Linked DNA regions of Homo sapiens: region 2 is linked to region 1. Evidence: read pairs that join two places in POLR2A ChIA-PET (ENCODE). Cell type or tissue: A673. All regions are shown on one strand.

Region 1 (2,500 bases):
AAAATGCTATGAAAGACAATTATATATCTGACTTTTGTCACTCTATAATTTGGCCTATGCTCTCAGATGTAAGCAAAAATGCAAAACAACATTTGTACTCCTTACTCATATATACTACTTTCCACACTTTGCCTCTGTGAAAAATGCTACATTTCAAGTTCATGACTACAAGCGTTAATGCTGTGAATTGGAAATTACAACATACCTCATTGCATACTCCATTAACTGTTTCCACTTCTCCAACAATCGGAAGCCAGAAAGGCTTGATTTCTAGCTAAAAAGCAAAGCGAGATTGAGGGAAGTTCAGAGACGCCATGAAGGAACTGGTGACCAGAGTCCCTTGCTGCTTATGGAACCCACAAGAATAAAGATAGCCGCTTTTCGGAATTACGATTCTAATTCAGGATTTGTGGAGTTTACTCTAATTTGGTGCTGTTCTGGAAAAGGCTATGTCGAAAAGAATTTGTTTCTAGAGATTTTCAGGAAAGTAGCCAATTCAAACTGCTCAACCCTGTGAGATCATTCCTGGCTGGTAGCAAGAACTTTCTGTCATGTGGGGCTTGCTTGAGAGTGAAGAGTACCCGCATATCCACTGCTTCTGAATTCATACCTGTTGGGGCTTATATGCACACGTACACACCAGCATCTGGGTCTTCATACCCGCTTTTCACACTGATCGTGTGAACTGATTCACAAGCCTTCAAGTGTCCTAGTTAGACCAATTTAGTCCAGCTCTGAAAGAACAGATAGGTAAGATAGACTGTCACATTCCATCAAGTTAATTTCTAATTTCACAATTGAGGTTTTAATAGGACGTCTGGCCTATTAAGGTCTTTTACTCTGTTCAAGAGCAACCAAACACCGCTGCCAATTCTATCATTAAGATCAAGCTGCTGTTCAGCGACCCTCCCCTCGGCTGCCCTTCCGTCTTGGGGCCTTCCCAGCCTGCCTATGGTTAGGAGCCGTTTAAAAAGTTGCACTCATTCTAGTTACACCCTGCCACACCTCCAAGCCTGTGGATGATTTCGTCTGAGTTCCCAGCAGTCTTAAAGCTTTGCCAACAGCAGACGGAGGTATCACGCTGAGCTCTGTGGAGAGAAAGCTTTGCACTGTGCAAGTGACCCATTTGGCACCAGAGAGGGGGAGGGGAAGAGAAATCCTGATGGGCTCCAGGGACTCCTCATCCATCTACTTCTCCCCGGGATCCTCTCCTGGAGGGCTCTTGCAAACACAGTTGCCCCGCCACGGTGGAGGATCATCAACAGAAACCCACGAAACAAGGCCATGCCCCGTGGCACTCTGAGTCAGTCCCGTAGCGTGATTTACCAGCTCTCTGAAAAAAGAAATCTGCTAGGACCTGGGCTGGAACCGTAAGATGTAAAGATGTCAAGTTGAAAAACCTAGGGTGGGCCCAAACCTCCAACTCCCCAGCCCCGATTCCCACCCTGGGAAAATCATTCCAGTGTAAACATTTCTTTTTACATTTAGTATATCTGTGCAAGAAAAACTACTTTATTACTCAACATTAATAACATTCACTTTGAACCTTAATTCTGAAAACCACAGAATTTTTTAAATGCTGTAAATAGCTGACACGGGTGTTCTTCCCTTGCTTTCAAAGGAATTGTTTTTGTAATTACTGAGCAGGGTGAAGCTGAATTTCCCCTGCAGTAAACAGGAGAGTGTGTAATGAGATATCTTAACTAAAAACATTAATCATATTCAGATTAATTAATAATAGAAAACTTTCAGGACATTCTTAATGCTTTAAAAACAAAAAAGCTTTTATTTTTTGAAGTTGTTAGGTCTCCATTCTAGTTCTGAGTACAAATAAATGCCTGACATATGGTCTAAGCCAAATTCCAAAATGTAGCAAAAACAGTGCCTGCATATTTGGCAGGAATTTAAACCAGTTCAGGTCAGTGTCTCTTTCTGCCCAAAGAAGAGTTTCTGCATTTGCACTGAGCTAGGAAAATAACACAGGAAAACATGGGGAACAACACGGAATATTGTAAGCTCCAGTACCCGGCTGGCCAAAGAATAATGTTTGGGGCAACTCTGAAATTACCGCCCAGGCTGCAGTTTGGGTTTGCATAACGTCTTGGAGGACTGTGAGCAAGACAGAAAGTACCGATTGCATTGTTGTAAGGAAATTGCCTTCCCCCTTCTAAAGCTCTCACCTTGCAAATCACCCCCTCTTAGCAAAAGCACATCTTACTTGTTAACTCTTCCCCTGCTACTAACCTTTTCAATCATCCCCCTTCATCATTGCAGAATGGCCTTTGGAACAAAGCAGCATTTTAAAGCCTTTCCCACTAAAAGTTTGCCCCTCCCCCCCTTTAAAGAGGCAGTGTGGGGGTAATTTTCTTTCTTCCTTTCTTTTTTTGTGTTTTTTTTTTGTTTTTTTTTGTTGTTGTTTTTTAAATTTGTTTTTCTGCAGTGTACTCTTGTGAGGTTGTCATTGTTTGGGGGTTGATGGATATTTCTTCAGAGATACCAT
Region 2 (2,500 bases), 100 kb after region 1:
TTCCTAAATTCACATTTACTGAGATGGATCTTCAGTCCAATCAAAGAAATTGATACCTCAGTGTGTAAAACTCAAAGATTCCCAGGGGATGGGCGAGAAGGGTACAGAATTTACACATCCAGAGGAGTTAGATTCATCTCCCATTGGTGCTCTGCTGGGCTCAGTGGGGAAGTCATTCTGAGCTGGAATTCGGGTGCTTTTGCCTTCACTGGGTCCCTGCTATTTCCTTTTTAGCTTTTATTTTAAGTTCAGGGGTACACGTGCAGGTTTGTTAGATAAGTAAACTCATGTCACAGGGGCTCGTTGTACAGATTATTGTCTCACCCAGGTACTAAGCCTAGTACCCATTAGTTGTTTTTCCTGATCCTCTCTCTCCTTCCGTTCTCCACCCTTTGATAGGCCCCAGTGTCTGTTGCTCCTCTCTATGATTCCATGAGTTCTCATCATTTAGGTCCCACTTATAAGTAAGAATGGGCAATATTTGGTTTTCTGTTCCCGCATTAGTTTGCTACGGATAATGGCCTATAGCTCCATCAATGTTCCTGCAAAGGATATGATGTTGTACTTTTTTATGGCTGCATAGTATTCCACAGTGTATAGGTACCACGTTTTCTTTATCCAGTCTACTGTTGATGGGCATTTAGGTTGATTCCATGTATTTGCTATTGTGAATACTGCTCCAATGAACACATGCATGCATGTGTCTTTATAATAGAATGATTGATATTCTTTTGAGTATATACCTGGTAATGGGATTGCTGGGCTGAATGGCAATTCTGTTTTTAGGTCTTTGAGGAATTGCCACACTGCTTTCCTGTTGAGCTAGTTTGCACCCACACCGACAGCATATAAGCATTCCTTTTTCTCTGCAACCCGCCAGCATCTGCTTTTTTTTTTTTTTTTTTTTTTTTTTTTTTTTTTGAGACGGAGTCTCACTCTGTCACCCAGGCTGGAGTGCAGTGGCGTGATCTCGGCTCACTGCAAGCTCTGCCTCCCGGGTTCATGCCATTCTCCTGCCTCAGCCTCCCGAGTAGCTGGGACTACAGGTGCCCACCACCACACCCGGCTAATTTTTGTATTTTTAGTAGAGACGAGGTTTCACTGTGTTAGCCAGGAAGGTCTCGATCTCCTGACCTTGTGATCCACCCACCTCGGCCTCTCAAAGTGCTGGGATTACAGGCATGAGCCACTGTGCCCGGCCTATTTTTTTGACTTTTTAATAATTGGCTTCACCAAGTCTTAAGTTCCTCTTGCTATCCAACTTAGCTCAAGTCCAAGAAGCCCATTAAAGGGCTAAATATACCGAATCAAAATCAGCAAAGAGCAGAGAATGTCTCTTACTTTCCCATCTCACATGGTCTGAATGTTGGTTTATCCTCCCTCGCATCCCCAATTTATGTGTTGAAATCTAATACCCAATGTGATAGTATTAAAAGGTGGGGACTTTGGGAAATGATCAATGCAAGAGGCTTCTACCCTCATGAATGGGATTACTGCTCTTATAAAAGAGTCTCCAGTGAGCTCCCTTGCCCCACTTTTACCATGGGAGGGCACAGCCACAAGGTACCCTCTATAAAGCAGAGAGCCTTCACTAGACACTAAATCTGCTGGTGCCTTGATTTTGAACTTCCCAGGATCCGGAGTGGCAAGATATACATTTCTGTTGTTTATAAATTACCCAGCTTAAAGTGTTTTGTTATAGCAGCCCGGATGGACTAAGATGCCACCTCTACTTCAATTTTGCAAATGGGTCAGTAAAAATAGTGTCCTTGGTGTGGGCAAGGGTGTAAATTAGTACAGTGAAGACTCAGACAGAAAACAAATCCTCGGAACAGAGGCAATTTATTTTCAAATCTTTGGATTATAGTGAGCAGTTAGAAGAAATCTTAAATGTCATCTAATTAAACTCACTTATTTTGCACATTAGGAAACAGGGTGCTCTGAGCAAGACATCTCCTGACTTGCAGACCCTATACTTTTCATGTAGTTCTGTGTTTGTCTTTAGGATTTTAAAAGCATTATTCTTCTTGGCATTATCTCTGCCCAAACCAGGGCAAAAACGTTTATAAAGTAAGAGGGTGGGTGAATAAACCAAGACTATAGAGCTAGCAAAGGAAAAGGACTCAGACAAGAGACCATGTCCCCTAGTTCCTAATTCAGTGCTCTGTGATTCAGTTGAGCATTAAAGCAAACTAAGGCTGCATAAGAATTAAAATCTGTGATCCTTAGACTCTTACGTAAAATAGGCTGCTGTCTTATTTTCTGTAGTCCAATGGTATCGGTCTCTATAGCAGCGATTCTGATTTCCTTTAGACGGTGGAGTAATTGTCCCCACTCGAGAGTCTGAAAACTCTCAGGGATCCTCTTCTCAAAAAATTGTGTACACACACAATTTGCAGGTTCAGGTGATTCACATAACACCTCAATATGAGGGCAAGACCCTGGGCTGTGAATGAATGTTCTAAATACCAATGCCAGCTGTGTTTGTTTATTGAGTGTT

The links. Peaks named below come from ENCODE experiments on the same cell type or tissue, not always from the same donor. Only the 100,000 strongest peaks of a DNase experiment are listed, where the experiment ranks them.
Region 2: POLR2A ChIA-PET joins it to region 1 with 9 read pairs; 2 of 35 experiments call an interaction of 5 or more read pairs at or near these places.

The regions. Positions count from the first base shown.
Region 1 is chr6:139,472,322-139,474,821 of GRCh38, forward strand. LINC01625 (long intergenic non-protein coding RNA 1625) reads right to left here and starts at 2,275. Exons shown (of 4, transcript NR_033919.1): 1 at 2,245-2,275; 2 at 611-734; 3 at 206-274. RefSeq lists an enhancer at 664-1,164. In A673, no CTCF peak of the experiment used is centred here; DNase peaks (open chromatin) are centred at 1,070 and 2,320; H3K4me3 peaks cover 1,703 bases; H3K27ac peaks cover 2,409 bases.
Region 2 is chr6:139,573,718-139,576,217 of GRCh38, forward strand. No RefSeq gene overlaps it. Among named protein-coding and RNA genes, the nearest start is that of LINC01625, 100 kb to the left of the region's middle. In A673, no CTCF peak of the experiment used is centred here; no DNase peak of the experiment used is centred here.